2 separate regions of the Mus musculus genome follow, and region 2 is linked to region 1. A link is a loop called in an ENCODE intact Hi-C map of the cell type or tissue named here. Cell type or tissue: heart. All regions are shown on one strand. Each heading gives the region's core, and the rest is flanking DNA. Links, peaks and the distances in the headings are about the cores only.

Region 1 (8,112 bases), core at 2,757-5,256:
GCTGGCTTTGTGATATGCATTCCCCTCAGAGCTTTGCCACAGACTGCTCACCCTCAAGAACTCATGTCTCAGAACGTGCTCCAAGCAGACAAACCCCTGATTCTCACTCAGAAGCGTCCCTGAGCTTTCCATGGTTTCTTTCTCACTTCTAATTCTCCTGTGGGCTCTAACTTGTTTTACCAGTATAAACTTCCTCAGCATTTACACTGCTCCGAAAGCTTTCTGAGGAATACTGGCAGAGGTTTTTCAAGGCGGCCAGGGGCTCAGGAGATAGCTCAGTGAAGCATTTGCCATGTAACATGAGGACCTGAGCTCAGTCCCATGTTAAAGGCCAGGTGTGCATGCCCTTATAGTCCCCATGCTGTGGAGTTAGTGGGTGGGGACAGACAGATACCTGGGCCTGCTGGTCAGCCAGCCTAACCTAATCTTGAGTCCTCAGTGTCTCTGAAAATACACAGTTCAGTTTGAATCAGGGCAGCCTCCCCAGTCTCTCCCTAGAAAGCTCCCCTGGACCCCTCGTGTAGTGAATGGGGTATTTCTTCTTGAGGATGGGACTGTATCGTCTTTGTCCAAGAGAATGGCCTTGCCCTGGTTCTCAGCTCTGCCCTCTCAAAGCTGCTGAGCCATCGTGTTCTTGATGGACTCAACTGAAGGTTAAGTGTGAGGTGAAGAGGGTGTGTCTGCTGGGTTTTGCTCTCCCAAATCCTTCCCAACTCCATAGCTAGGCAGGCAGCTTGGAAGCTAGTCACAAGCTCCAGGCTTGCTGCCCCTCCTCCAACCCTAGACACACAGAATGCTGCATTAATTTTCCTTGAGGCTTACAGCCCGATTCGCTCAGACATCTCTAATGAGAGCGACTCTGAGCCCTTGCCCTGAGTTTCATTGCCTTTCACTCCATGAATGAGCCAGATTTCGATGTGGGTGGGGTAGGTAAGGCGAACCAAAGGGGACATAATGCTTCAGGGCAGAAAGGAAGGGGGATGCTGGACTCCGAGGCTGATTTCTCCTGTGACCCCCATCCCACCTCCGCTGCAGTAGTAGAGCATGCGTTGATAAGATGCTTGTGCAGTGGCAGCCTGGGCCAGCTGAACGAATGAATCTAAAGGAAATGGTAATTTCAGAGTCAATCTGTCCTGCTACTTATAGTGGAAACAAAGGGGACAAGGGTGTTCTGGAAAGATTTCTGGAGAAATCTCTGTCCTGGCTTCCTGAAGTGCTGGAGGTGGCATTTTGAGCAAGCCACCCCATCTCGAGAGACTCCAGTCCCTTTACCCTTCACACAAATAAATAAAATTAAAAATTTAAATACCTGTGAAAGAAACGCAGAGGGTGTAGACAGTGGCTGAACCCCAAGAAAGCGATAAAAAGACAAAGACCAAAGTGACCACCCATGCAGGTGACTTCTTGGTGTGCTTTAAAATATATTTTCTAGGCTTCCTTCTAGTAAATTCTAAGAAAACTTCTCACACTCCCTTTTTGCCAGGGAACACCACACACACACAGTTTTAAATATTTTGACTGCTTTCAAAGACACCGAACTCGTTACAAAGTGGGTTAGAAGAGCCTGGCTCACATGCATTTAACTTACTTGGCTTGGTCCATGCAGACCCCAGTCATCACACAAAGCAGCAGGTGAGGACACTGATGGCAGATTTTGAGTGCCATCCACTGACCTGTAGAGAACTAATAAGAAAGCAAAGAGAAAAGGAGAAAGTTAGAGTCACAAACGGCCCCACCAGCCAAGACCAGCAATTCTTCTCTTTGGGGGGCATAGTTTTTCATAGTTTCTTTTACATCAAATATGGGGTGCTCTCTCACTCTCAGACTAGATTGCACTGGTCTTAGATCTTGAGCCAATTTTATCACTTTTTTTTATACAAACAGTATTTCTGAAACATGATTTTCAGTGGTCGCCCAACTCCATAGTGTAAGAGTGTGTACTAGAGCTCAAGTCAGTCACATTTGGGCATCTGGTGCTCTAAAGAGCATCCTCTGGATGAATCTTGAACTGCTTCTCTAGAAAAGATTCCTGGCTGACAGGACAAGCACATTTATTTCTGTCCTTAATAACTCTGATACAGCAGCCAAAGCTGCCTCTAGACAAATGTGTTGGATGAAGCATGTGGATATTTTAACATTCCTTGTGCATCCTTCCTTTACTCCCTAATGTCCCCTGGTTGGAGACATTTGTCTTTATCATTAGAGACAGCCCTGAAGATGACCATCTCTCTCTTGTACCCTCTGTGGCTCTGCTTCACATAACCCCCTACATTTCCTTAGATACCACTAGAAGAAATACACACACACACACACACACACACACACACACACACACACACACACACGGTATCCCCAGCCCTGTCACTGCCACGCATTTTGGAAGTTATAAAATATGCTTCTAAGTAGCACATGTGTTGCATGAGAAATCTATGGCGATTAGAACCAATTTTCCAGTCAGCCATCGTAGAAACATTGCACCCGTGTGAAGCTTGTGGGTTTCTCCTACAAAAATCACTAAAGAAAGGCTTGCACCTTCTAGTCCCTGACTGGAAACCAGGAGGTTCGTAAGCACACACCTCGAGGCCAGCAGCTCCCGTGTGCCTTTGCACACCCTCTCATCTCCAGCATAGCACCCAACACAGACGAGAAGCTGCTGATCACTACACTGGACCCAAGCCTAAAGGCCGTTCTTCTAAACACTGCTGATTCCCAACCGGTGAGGACTGGGAATTCGCAGTGCAACTGATCTTTAAAGTAGCCAATCCAAGTGTCATCTAACTGTTTGCACCGTTAGGTTCAGACCCGGGGAGTGAAAGATGGCCAAACGGCCAGAGGCTTGAGTGGTAAACACCACGGCACGCCCAGACATATAGATGACATCATGGGACACAACACTTGCTGCACACACATGAGAACCTAAGTTTGAATCCCCAGCATCCACATAAACACAGGCATGACATGGGCACCTGCTCACTCCAGCACTGTGGGAAACAGATGGGAGGCTCACTGGGACTTGCAACCTATTGCCAGGCACAGTAAGAGACCCCATTTTAGCAAAATAAGGCAGTGTGACACCAAGGCTCCTCCTCTAGCCTCTGCAGCACACATAGGAACATACATGTGCACACACAAACACACATGCACATACTCTTGTGTATACCACCACAAGTGCACCAAAGGAAAAGGTATTTTGGAGATACAGGTTAGAGGCAAATCCTTTGGGGTCACTGCAGCCCACACTGCTTTGTTTGGTCACCCTGATCATGTGTCTTTTACACAGGCAATTGAGTGGAAGTTTAAGGAAGTTTTGCATGTGTAAGGGATGGAGGATTAGGCTCTGGGGGTTAATTTTACTCAAGGAAAAAAAGTGACTTTAATTTCATTAATGGCCTCCTGGATGATTCTGCTCCAAGCTTAACCCTCCATTAAATATTAATGCCATTCGGCACTCGACGCTTAGTACCCAGCCTTTGGGTATCACCGCTGGAACTGACACTAACCTGTTCCGTATTTATAACTGAATCACAGGGCTTTTTCAGGAGAAGTCAGCAGAGCAATGCCACCTACTCCTGTCCTCGTCAGAAGAACTGTTTGATTGATCGGACCAGCAGAAACCGCTGCCAGCATTGTCGGCTGCAGAAATGCCTGGCCGTGGGGATGTCTCGAGATGGTGAGCCTCGCATAGCTGGCATGGGACAAATGCATGGGTCTGGGCAGACGCGCATGCAACATGGGTGCTGCTCCGTCAGGGGAGGCTCTCTCAACCCTTTCCCGGGCCCCTCTGGCAGCTTCCTACAATCCATAGCACTTCCTTTATTCGTGATCTATGGGAATCAGCCAACTAGCCGGTGAGGGTAGACACCGAAGTGTCCTGTACTCAGAATAGCTTCAGGTTGTCAACATTTCAGAAACTACAGGTATGTGTCATCTGAGGGCTTTCATGCAGGAAACCCAAGCCAGGACAAATTGGTACTTGCCTAATGCTGGTAAGTCTACTGGCATTTGGCAGGAAATAGTTCTTACGGTAACTGGGTCAAATGCCTGCCAAAGTCAAATTTTGCACCTTCCAAACGTGTGAAAATAGTGAGTGAGGCTGGGTGATAGGTGTTATTCTTCATTGAGAAGGCATGACAACTAGGGATAGGCCACTTTCCAGTTACAGAGCATCTCAAGATCCCTCCCTGAAGCAGCCACTCTTAAGTGCACGGAATAACACCAGGATTCAAGACAGTCACACGTGGAAACTGGCAGGAAATGCAGTGGGTCCAGCTTAAGGACTTTTCTGAGTATACTGACCGTCCCCAGAGATCTCCTGAGGTGTGGGGTGTCTGTCTGCCCTTCCTACCATCAGCTGTTCTTAGGGCCAACAGAGCCACCCGAGCTCATGTTCACTCGCACTACATGTCTTGAGAGCCTTTTTGCATCTTTTGTCTGCCTTCAGCATCAAACTGACAGGTAGGGTTCCTAGCTGCCTGTTACAAATGCATTTCCTTGGGCTGGTCCTTTTTTCCCCTTGCTCACTGGATATAATCGTCATTTTATTAAGACAAACGTTAAAGTGTAGCTTTAGAGTAGAAGCTTTCCTCATGGGGTTTCTAAAATAGCCTCTGCCCCACCCCAGATTAAGTATCTTCAGGGTGGCTCTTTACACACCTATGTCATAAGATAGCATAAGTTGTTGTGATTTGTTGCCCAACCCTCTCTGAGCTCTGGAAGCCCCAGAATGGCTGAGCTCCTGGCTTGTTCCCTCTGTAGAAAGGGCAGACAGCCTCCCCTGGCAAGACGACTCCACCAGCTGGTCAGTGGAGTGCTCTCGTTCCCAACTGCATTTCCATGTCCCCTGCCTTCTGCCCCTCCGTCACTCTGACAAGGCTGAAGTAAATGAGGTCGTCCCCCCAATCAGGAATCAATTTAACTATAATCAATTAGGAGAACTAAATCCCTCCAGCAAAAAGCGTTGTCTGTAGAGTGCCTAGACAAGAGGGCAGGGGGATGACACCGTCGGTGGGAGGAAACAGGTTTTCTATATCTGGATGAGTGTTTCAGGGAAAAAAAAACACCCGAGACAGTGAGTCAGGAAGCTGTTGCCATGCTTGCCCAGCCAGATCCTGAGAAGTGCCACAGACACAGACCCTCCCCCAGGGGACGTTACAGGCCTTGCCCTCCCATGTTCTCTTTACCTGAGGCTAAATGATTGTAGAGCAAAGTATCACTTTAACGATGGATCCAGCTAAGATGCCCCGGTTTGTGCCTCAGCTACTTGAGAGGCGGCGAGGATGACAGCTTGTACCTGGGACTTCAGGACCAACCTGGGCAATATGGTGAAATGTATTTTCTCCAAAAAGAAAATAAATACAGACAAGGCCACACCTGCCCACAGCTCTCATAGACATACAGTTCTGGGAACTATAGACAGCTTCACGGTGAAGCCCCAGATTCTTATGTATGGGATAGAAAGAATACTTAGTAAAAGATGAAGCTTCCGCCCCAGTATATCCCATGAATCTTTGCATCTCTGCCTGGCGGCTCAAACACTACAAAGTAAGGGGGCGGGTCTGGGCCAGGCCATGTCATATAAAGTGACCAGATTATGACACCACAGAGCTAGGTGCAACGTGCCTGTCATCCTCAGGAGGCTGAGGTAAGGTGGCCACCAGTTCAAGGCCAGTCTGGGCTACTTAGCAAGACTCTGTCTCAAAAAGAAAAATCAAAACATTATATTCTTAATGAGCCTAAGGGCACATGACCAACAAGGGAAGAAGGGTTGCCTGGGCTAGCTTGTCACCTGGGAGGGTGTGTTTGCAAGGGGGTTGGGGGCAGCTTGAGGAAGTTGTTTTTGCCGTGTGGGTGACTTGCTTTTATGCCGACTTGCTCTGAGATGTTCTGGAAACCTGAAAGCTTGAGAGAGGATAACTCTGCCTGGTTCACGGTGTGCGTTGCTTTCTCTCTTCCCAGCTGTCAAGTTTGGTCGGATGTCCAAGAAGCAGAGAGACAGCTTGTACGCCGAGGTGCAGAAGCACCGGATGCAGCAGCAGCAGCGAGACCACCAGCAGCAGCCTGGGGAGGCGGAGCCGCTGACGCCCACCTACAACATCTCAGCCAATGGGCTGACGGAACTGCATGATGACCTCAGCACCTATATGGATGGGCACACCCCCGAGGGCAGCAAGGCCGACTCAGCCGTCAGCAGCTTCTACCTGGACATCCAGCCCTCCCCAGACCAGTCGGGATTGGACATCAATGGGATCAAACCCGAACCCATATGTGACTACACACCAGCATCTGGCTTCTTCCCCTACTGTTCCTTCACCAACGGAGAGACTTCCCCAACCGTGTCCATGGCAGAACTAGGTAAGGCAGTATGCAGTGCTCCTCCTGGTTTGCTCTGGGCATTCCCTGTGAAGTGAAAGGGGTACAAGGGATTGTCTATAATGGGCAGGATTTCCCCTCCACCTTGCCCAAGCTTCAGATGCCAGCCTCCCTGTCTGATTGTTTCTCATGGGTGTCCACTGCAAATGTACTGCTCTGAACCTAGACAGGATGTATGTAAGCAACCACAGTAAGCACGGGAGAAGGCCACTTGAACTGGTTAGTCACTTAGACTCCAGGTATTCCTTTATGCCTAACGTCACACACAGACATGGAGTCCACCAGCCCAATCTAAGCCATAGGCATATATTTATATTTTAAAGTCTTTAACTTGGTTGCTAACATTTTTAAGCTTTTAATTGACACTGAACAGCTGTGTATAAATCATAAGGGACAGTGTGCCTTTTCAGTACATGTAAACATGCTGTAATAATCAGCTAGGGGCATGTCGCATATCTGTCATGTTGAACACTTAAAATTGATTCACAGGGAGCATTCAGAATCCTCCTTTCCAGCATTTTCAAAGGGATGGCCATATTACCATTATCTGAGCCACCCTACCATGGAGCCACACATGACAGTGTTCCTCTTCTGATCCCAACTGTACCACGGACCTGCTGCACATTCTCTCAGTCCTGGTCCTACCCTGATAAACTTGAACATTTATGAGAAAAATCAGCTTATCGGTTCTTTGTGGGGAGTTTGATTTTTTTTTTCATTACATTGGGCCAATATTTGTGAACACCAGTAACCAGCTGGTACCCTTGGGGGATGACACATCTGGCGGGCCCTCAGGTAACCAAGCTTCGCTGCACTGGTGTGAATTGTAAATGCCTGTGGTGACTTAAGTCTGAACTTGCCAGAATGCTTTAAAGATGACCATTGGTGGCAAAACTGGTAAGATTTCATACAGGGCTCGCTTTGCCAAAAGGAAAACAAGAAAAATAGGAAATCAAAACAAAACACCGCAGAGACACAAACAATTCTGTTTTCCTATTGTCAGGGCATAGCTGTTTCTGGGGAGACGATGGCCCAGAAACACTGATGACACAGACAATGGAAATGTTCCCTTCACGTGCGTTATGCTAACACCCTCTCTATATTTAATCAATTTTTTAAATATGGCACTATTATTAGAAAACCTTTGATAAGAGCCTTTACAGTTTTCAAATGATCTGCTATTCCCAGTGATTCTATACATGGGCTTATTAAACTCCTTTGGGATATTTCAATTAGCTGCCGCAGAGACCCGGGGTGGCAGAGACCCAGCGGGTTCTGACTTGAACACAGAAACCCTCAGTACAGCCATAAAGGCTGAGTTCCTTAGACGGCACCTCCACCTCTGTACCCCGTAAAACATCTTTTTTTTTTAAGTGAAAATTTCCAGTCCAAAAATCTCCAAATAGAACAAATTGAACGTTCTTCACGGTTTTTACACAACATCTCTTTATGGATCTAAATTTAAATCCTCGAGAGCCGGGGCATTTTAAGCCTGCTCTTTAACCACCGCACAGCACTAAAGGTGCACTGCCGCTCTTTTGATTAGCAGAGAAACCTCTGAACTAGAAGCCATGCTGAGCAGAGGTGGGTTTCATTTTTTTCCCCCCGAACTAGAACAAACCCCCCCCCTTTTTTTTTTTTTGCCATGGGATCTTGGTTAGCTGAACCTGAAGCAGAACCGTAATGAAAATTAAATTTTCAAAAATGAATAAGGGTTTGATTGAAAGCTGACTCGTTCCCACG
Region 2 (8,112 bases), core at 2,411-4,910, 120 kb after region 1:
CAGCTTCTTTATCAGATTCATCGTGGCTGAAGTGCTGTGGTCCAGCCTGCTATCTTCAATAGGCTTCGCTCCTAGTGTTTATGGAGTTTTCTGTGTGTGTTTTCCCTTTGCTCGTCCACTCGTGGCTAAAGCAGGCCCCGTCTTGTCCACCTTAGTTTCCCACAGCACTAGGACATTTTACCTTTAAGGATATGCTACTTAATCTCTAACGCTTTGCTATTAAAAGCTTTTGACTTATATTCGGACAGTGCCATCAGGGTGACCTCATGCGGCTCCCGCCTGACTTGAGGCTTTCACTCCCCGCTACAGTAGCATTGACCTGAAAGAATGCCAGGAGAAACTGTGTGTCCCTGGAGTTGGCGTGACCACCAGGTCCTGGGAGTTCCAGGTCAAGCCTGGCTGAAGCTCTGTCCTCCGTGCTCCAAAGCAGTTGGGAAAGGACGTAAATGGGAAAGCAGCTAGCTCCCTTCATCCCACATGCATTACAATTCTCCTTTCACGGGATGACGTGTGTTAATCTTCTGCAGTGAGGCTCAGAAGGGAGTGTTTTATGTCTCTGGCTGTCCCAAAGGATCTGAGAGCTGCAAGAGCCAAGTTCCCGTTGGAACAGGAGATCCACTATTCTGGACTGAAGGAAATAACTGCTCATTCAGTGTGGCCTTGGAACTGTGTGTGCACACTGAGCTTGGCTTCATGTTAGGTAGCTGGAGAACGCAGATCCTGCAGAGCCTGTTGGAGTAAACACATTATTAGAATCATGAGAAGGGTCAGCAAACACACAGGCATTAGCGCGTGCTAAGGACAGCCCACTGCCCTGATGATACTTAATGGTCCAGGGTGATTATCTGTCACAGGAAGATGCCGCAACTGCCTGAGGTAATTTTCTAAAAGGACGTCCTAGTATTGTTTTAGGTGCACTGTTTGTCAAGACTGGTCTGCAGCAGTGGTTCACAGTCTGTGGGTCATGATCTCTTTCAGGGGTTGAGCAACCCTTTCACAGGACTCGCCTAAGACCACCGGAAAACAGATGTTTACCTGATGACTCAGAGTAGCAGCAAACACACAGTTATGAAGTAGCAACAAAAATACTTTTGTGGCTGGGATCACCGTGGCCTTTCTGACCAGGACAAAGAACCCTATTAAAGGGTTGCAGCACTAGGAAGGTTGCGAACCACTGGTCTAGAGGGACAGAGGGACCCTGCCCAGGTGGTGAGCTGCTGCAGATACTGTCACAGCTAGTAAAAGAGGGACACAGGGAGGAAGTTTGCATTTTATGCTTTGTCCCTTCAAACTAGTGCTAGACACAAGGTTTCTCTATGCAGAGAACAGTTGTTGTTCTATTGATCCCTTCTGGGATTTTTATTTGTGCTGAGTCCTATACTGGGCATTCTGAGCAATTCAAGTCAAAGTGGAAAAATCCAGTAGGTGCCCCAGATGTCCCCTGAGGTGAGAGCAGAGATGGGGGTGGGGGCGGGAGGGGGAGTGTCAAGGACAGACCAAGTTGGGAGTCACTTAACCTCAGGGTTCCAATTTGGAAAGCTGGTGTTATAATTGGTATGTGTTGTTTTAGAAAGACCTTCCTACCTCCCATGCATGGTTAGGGCATCAGCAGCCAGAAGGAGGAGGTGAATGGGCTGGGCCTAATGCTTGTTCGCATCCATGCCAGGTCTGACTTTCTTGACACTTGCTGTATGTTACCTTTAGAGGCTTGTGGAGCCTCAGAAATTGTTGGCCAGCCAGCCTACAGGGCCAAGTTCCAGGCCAACAAGAGACCTTATCTCAATCAGAAAGTGGAGGGCACCTGAGGAATGACAACTAAGCTTGTTCTGTGACCTTAACCCGCATATGCTCCTACACACACACACACACACACACACATGCAACACGCACACCCCACATAAAAATAAATGCAGTTCAGTTCAGTGCAGCTGTGGCCTAGTCCATTCCCATGGCTGGTGAGTATCCAGTCGCCGAGGAAATATCTTTAAGAGCCACCCTGAATTAAGGATATCTGTCTACATATCTGAGTGCTGCCTCAGACCTCCGACTTTATTAAAATTGTGTGTTCATGATGATAGTGGCGTGATGATGACACTGTCCAACAGGAAGTTGAAAGGGACTCTGAGGGGCTGGAGTTCACATCATATTCATCACCGCCCCAACCTGGAGGAGATGGGAGATGGCTCAGGGCGAGGTGCGGTGTTTTACATAGGGAAAGCTCAGCACCCTCCCCCCCACCCCCGGCCTCGCTAGCACAGCTAGCTCCAGGCTACAAGGTCCCACCCTAGAGCAGCATCACAAACGCCTTCCCTGGGACCTCTATAGACCTGCAGGACTCCACTGGTCTTTCTACCTCACTTCTTTTCAGCTTGACTTGGAAATCTCCCTGAGACTCCACTCTTAGCTCTCCTCTCAGGAGCTATCAGCTACAGCTACCTAGTGATCAGCCTGGGTGTTAGTGGATTCCCTTACCATGTGGTTTCTGCCCTCCTGGTCTGATGTAGGGGACGAGGAAGTTCTCCCCAAACGGCAGAGTGGTCAAAGACTCACACACAGCCTGCTTTTCAGAGAGAGCCATCTTATTTCTGTCTCGCTGGTTCCAGAGTGGACGTTGGTTCCAAGCAGCTCTGAGACATCTCCCTTTTACAGGAGCTCCCGTCAGCGCTGAAGTCAGCCTTATCTGGCCACCTGGAGACGGTGATTTTGGGCCTATTGAAGACACCTGCCCAGTATGATGCTTCGGAACTAAAAGCTTCCATGAAGGTAAACACGTGTGGGGTGTCATCCGTCAACCTGCCCATTAGCGTCTGTGAATTACAGCCTTTTGAGTGTAACTAGGTGATTGTCAGTTGTGTTGGAGTCTTATTTGAAGTCATTTCCCCCCAATGCTATAAGTTGTCAGGATTTGAACCAAAAATATTTCAATCTCTCTCTTTTTTAACGACGGCAAAGAAATTTCCTGATGCTTAGCAGCTTAGTGATGGTTAGCAGCTGCTGAGACTCGGCACCTGGGCGATTGGAATGCCTCTTGGGAAAACTGCTTCCTTGATTACACTTCCTTTTTAAGGAGGATATGTGTGGTATTAAGGAGAAAGAAAAACAGCTTTTGTTCAGTAAAGCTTGCAGATTCTGCCCATGCCCTCCTGGATGCTGCTTCCTCTGGCTTCCCCCTGCCCCCCCCCAATCCGTTGCTGGGCCAAAATTTGGATTTGGTCCAAAAATCAGCAATGCAGTGCAGGTGAGGGTCGATATCAGGGTGGGACTGGCACCTGAATCCAATGGGAAGTTTCTGCAGGACATAATATTGTTATCTAAGTTTTGATTTTGCAAAGCTATTTTGAACATGGGAATTGAGGTTAAATTAGTAAATTCTAGTTTAGAAACGTCCTTGGATTTTGTGCTCACCTAAGCTACCCAATATTACTCAAATGTAAGAGATAGACAAATGTCTGCCACAGCAAAGCTCAGGGCCCCTTCTCTGTGTACTTGTGACATGTTGGATAATCTGAGGCTGCCCTCTGCTGGTACTTTTTGGTAAGGCATCTTCAATGAGGGGAAGCTGTATGTCACCCTGTTGGGTTGTCATCCTTTCTGGAGAACACACTAGGAATGAGGCCCCTTCACACATAGAGTACCACCAGAACCCTGGAACTGATAGCCCAGAGCCACTGTAGGATTTGTCAAATCTCTCTCTGTCTCTTTTTTAGTTCATCAGCATAGCTCAAGTGGCATCCTAGGCAGGCTGTACTGCAGAGGAGGTACCAGTCAGTGCCGTGACACACCAGGCACAGGGTGCAGGCTAATAATCCTAGCACTCCAGAAGTGGAGGCAGGGGGATCAAAAGCTCAAGGAAGTTTAAGGCCAGGGTGGGATATCTGAGACCTTGTCTAGAGAGAGAGAGAGAGAGAGAGAGAGAGAGAGAGAAGAAGAAGAAGAAGGAGAAGGAGAAGGAGAAGGAGAAGGAGAAGGAGAAGGAGAAGGAGAAGGAGAAGGAGAAGAAGAAGAAGAAGAAGAAGAAGAAGAAGAAGAAGAAAGAAGAAAAGGAGAGTGTACTTTCATGCCAACAACAGCTTTGATGATAGTAGCATTCCTGAGATTGCCAAGCCTTTGGGCCATTGGGGTCATGTGTAAGCCAATTTTTTCCCAGGTTTCTTTAACTATCAACACTTGGATCAGTTCATCTTATTTTTGTCAAGAATCCACTTAGTTGAGATTTATGTGATTTCACTGGTATCTATGGTCGGGTATTATTGACTTAAAGCAGACCTGTGTGAGCTGTCAGTCACTCCACTAATCCAAGTAACTGGGTCCAATGAAAGGCGCTTTAACTGCACCATCTTTGACCAGACGCCAGCTCTTCCATTAGCTATCATGGTTGAGTGACTCTTCCGAAGATCTTCAAGTGACGTTAGCAAAAATGATGCTTTCAAAAAAAATCTGTTTTCACATCGGGCAATACCAGTGGCAGTGTTTTGCCGTATGTCACAGGAGAGGTTGGCCCTGTGATAAGAATTATTCTTAAGCTGTGGAAAGCTTGGGCCAAGTTTTAGAAATTGCCAAGGTCACCTTTGAAAGTGGAGATAAAGCCCTATTAGACTTCTCCGATGTGTGGGCGATGGAAGGCGAGATACTGTGCTCGGCTCACTTTCCCTCGGTGTCAGGACCCAGCATTTCTTCTGACACATGAGTTAGACTTTATTTCTGTCATCTTTGAAAAGCCTGCCTCTCCCTGGAAATACTCAGAGATGCTCCGTGACCATCTCAGCACACCCCTTGAGAGGTTCAGAGTGCTATGTAGACCTTTGGCTAACAAGGGAAGGATTTGGGGTTTCACTGGAACCTGTGAAAAAAACTATGATTAAAATCCTGGGGAGAAGAGTCAAAGATTAGATTAAGACTAAGATTCAAAATTAACTATTAACCCGGGGCTTAGCTTAGATTATACAAGGCACATTTTAAAGGGGCATCTACTCTCTAATAAGTTTAATTAATAGCTGACACACTTTTCATGTGGGTAAGTACCTTTCTTATTGTATTAACACCTTATAATTGATTTACATTTATACAGTTGTAATTCTACTTAGTTCAAAGTGGTACCTCTATATTCGCAAAGACATGTACTAGAAGACCCTTGTTATTAAGTCTTGACTTTGATCAGGAAGCCAGCTTTGAAATACACGTTTCATTGAGTCCTTTCAAGCTCCCTAGCACGCTCAAAAGTGTATATATTAAATTCAAATATCCCACTCATTAAACTCTCATTTCCTAATAAAGTGCTAGCCTCTAGGCTTATTTGGCACTTTTGTTATTCCTTCTTCCTAAATACCCGAAAAGTGCAGAGTAATCAAGCAAAAATGGAAGTAACAGGATGCATTTTTTTTAAACACTAAGCCATTTTTGCGTTTCAAAGAAGAGAGGCGAATTTTCATCCTAACTAGCACCTTTCCGCTAAGGAGATGTTCTAATCTGTGGCAGCTGCTGACAGCGGCCCCACACCACTTCTTGGTCAATGAAGACAACTATTTCCTGTTTATTAAAATGGTGGGTGGTTGAGATAGGAACTAAGAAAGACAGATATCGAGTCGGAACCCCGTGGCCTCCTCTGGTGCTCAGGGATAGATACTACAAGGCTGTCTCTTCTCATTCGTTTTTCAAAAACATAGTAGAATATAGATGTTCTGCTTACAACATCTTGGAATCTGGTGATGTGAAAAAGAAAAGAAAAGAAGAGAAAAGAGAAGAAAAGAGAAGAAAAGAAAAGAAAAGAAAAGAAAAGAAGAAAAGAAAAGAAGCAGCTTTATGTAGTGTTTGAGGAGCAGAGCACAGGCTGCTCAGGAGGGGCGACCCTGACGGAGCCATCTGTTTGCTCTTTACTTGACGGAGGCCAGCCTCGAGGGAGGCTGAGGTGAGGGAGGCTGCTGATGTCTGGGTGTCTTGCTTCCCAGGGCCTGGGGACTGACGAGGACTCCCTCATTGAGATCATCTGCTCACGAACCAACCAGGAGCTGCAAGAGATCAACAGAGTGTACAAGGAAAGTGAGTAGCCTGCTTCTGAGACCCACCCTCTTAGCCCAGAGCGTTTGTGCATCCCCGTGCGCACTCTTGCATGCGTGCTCCCGTGCATGCTTGCGTTCATGAGTATGAAGAGAAGGGTCAACCTCAGGTGGTGTTCTCGGGAGCCATCCACCTGCATTTTGACAATGTTCTCGCTAAGCCTGGAGCATACCAATTAGTCGAGGCTGGCTGGCTAGTGAGTCCTGGGATGCCCTTGCTTCTGCCTCCACAGCACTGGGGTTTCAAGCACACACTTAGCACATTAGGCACAGTCGTGGAGGTCAGAGGACAACCCTCAAGGCTGCGGATTCTATCCTTCTACTGTGAGGGGGTCCGGTGCCTGGAACTCAGGTCATCAGATGCGGCTGTAAGCACTTTTATCTACTGAGCCATCTTAGCAGCTTGAGAAACAATATTTTAGTCAGAGACAAGTTCGCTGATTAAAGAGAACCCGGGGACCCCTGGGTTTGACTTAGGCTTGTTTGTCCCTTAGACTGACAGTCACCCTAGATTTGATCTCCTGTGAGTAGACCCCCTTCTAGAAACTCCATCCTCAGTTGGGGACTCAGGCTATTTCTACACTAAACAACAATGCCTGCGTTTTGAAACTTGGTGGGTGACAGACCCGTTGTAGTGGGTGCTTGGGTGCTTGGGTGTGCCTGCGGGGGGCATCAAGCCAGATGTGTTGTCTCCTCAGTGTACAAGACTGATCTGGAGAAGGACATCATCTCTGACACATCTGGAGACTTCCGAAAGCTGATGGTCGCCCTTGCAAAGGTTGGTCTCCCTCCCTCCCTCCCTCCCCTTGCCTCCTTCCACAGCAGGCTCAGCTCCTTCTATACTGGGGAGGGAATTAACTAAATCCTTGTGCCTGCTCAGAAATTCCGCTGCACTCCCGTCTCTGCAGAACTGTCATATTTGTTAATAGGATTTCTTATCCTGCAGAACCCTGTGGACAACTGGACGCGGGGCCAGGGGAGGGGTGGGCAGCTCCCAAGCTCTGGCCTGGATTTCTGTGCTAACCTGCACCGAGTGACTAAAGGAAGGTCACTTTGCCTCTATTTGTGGCCACAGCGGACGCATTAAAGTGACCTCACTCCTTTCACCTTTCGCTTGTGTGCGCGCACATGCAAACCTTGCCTCACTAGTCCTTTGGCATATGTGTGGGTCTTTGAGGCACTTTGCTAACATTACCACATTAATGTGGATGTAAGGAATGTCTCCCGTGAATCTCTAGTTCCGGCCGGCATGCACCTAAACACCAGTCTCTCAAGGGAAGGGAATTCTCTCAGGGAGCCCTGTGGCAAGTGACTGAGGAGTGTGTTGCAGCCTGGCCCACTTGCATCTCCATGACAGTGACAACTCTGTGACTCTCCTGTCTTCATTTGCTCCCCATCCAGGCACTGCAGACTCTGGGTCTTTTTTAGAATCTACTTGTATCTTGCTTCTTTGACCAAAACCCATAGCTTCTATACCCTTTCAGAAAGCTCCACCACCTTCACCCTGGGCCTGGGAACCCCCATCTTCATCACTGTGTTTCTTTCCTTCTTCTCTGTGATGACCTTGGGTGTTGTACCACTCACCTGTAGACCTGTTCCCCTTCTGCCTGTGAATGCAGAGTGCCCCTGGCCACCACCAAACTGCCAGTCCCTGAGGGTTCAGCTCAGGCCCCGTCCTAGCACTTCTGGGCTCAGCCTACTGTTTACTACAATAGCTCTTCCCTTCATTTGCATACTGCATCATCACGGCACTCTCAGTTGCCATGAGTCTCACCATTATACACAGCTTGACGGATGAGACTTAAATGGGCTCAGCTTCTCTGGGACATGGGTCAGGGAATTCAGTAAGATGCTCACTCAGGCTAGCGTACCCAGGGTTGGCTAACAATGGTGAGACAGAGCTTACCCACTTCCTTCCCTGACCATCTCTTTCTTCGTTGGCCTTGTCTAGATTAACATGTGAAATGCTGTATTCATTTGGGAATGAGGTTATGGCTCACCCGGGGTGGAGAGGAAACTGATGGTCCTTGTTTTTTTGTTTTTTGTTTTCCCTGCCTCC

The links. A loop is a pair of places that touch in the nucleus more often than their neighbours do. Peaks named below come from ENCODE experiments on the same cell type or tissue, not always from the same donor. Only the 100,000 strongest peaks of a DNase experiment are listed, where the experiment ranks them.
Region 2: a loop joins it to region 1, with 2.9 times the contacts of the local background. A loop is called at or near these places in 31 of 42 quality-filtered maps.

What each region holds. Positions count from the first base shown.
Region 1 is chr9:69,358,211-69,366,322 of GRCm38, forward strand. Rora (RAR-related orphan receptor alpha) reads left to right here. Exons shown (of 11, transcript NM_013646.2): 4 at 3,529-3,670; 5 at 5,956-6,351. Gm15511 (predicted gene 15511) reads right to left here and starts at 6,037. Exons shown (of 3, transcript NR_136934.1): 1 at 5,786-6,037; 2 at 1,589-1,683. In heart, for the core only: no CTCF peak of the experiment used is centred there; no DNase peak of the experiment used is centred there.
Region 2 is chr9:69,477,029-69,485,140 of GRCm38, forward strand. Anxa2 (annexin A2) reads left to right here. Exons shown (of 13, transcript NM_007585.3): 5 at 2,650-2,763; 6 at 5,946-6,036; 7 at 6,752-6,831. Among named protein-coding and RNA genes, the nearest start is that of Mir3109, 24 kb to the left of the region's middle. In heart, for the core only: a CTCF peak has its summit at 3,523 (motif pointing left); a DNase peak (open chromatin) is centred at 3,523; H3K27ac peaks cover 52 bases.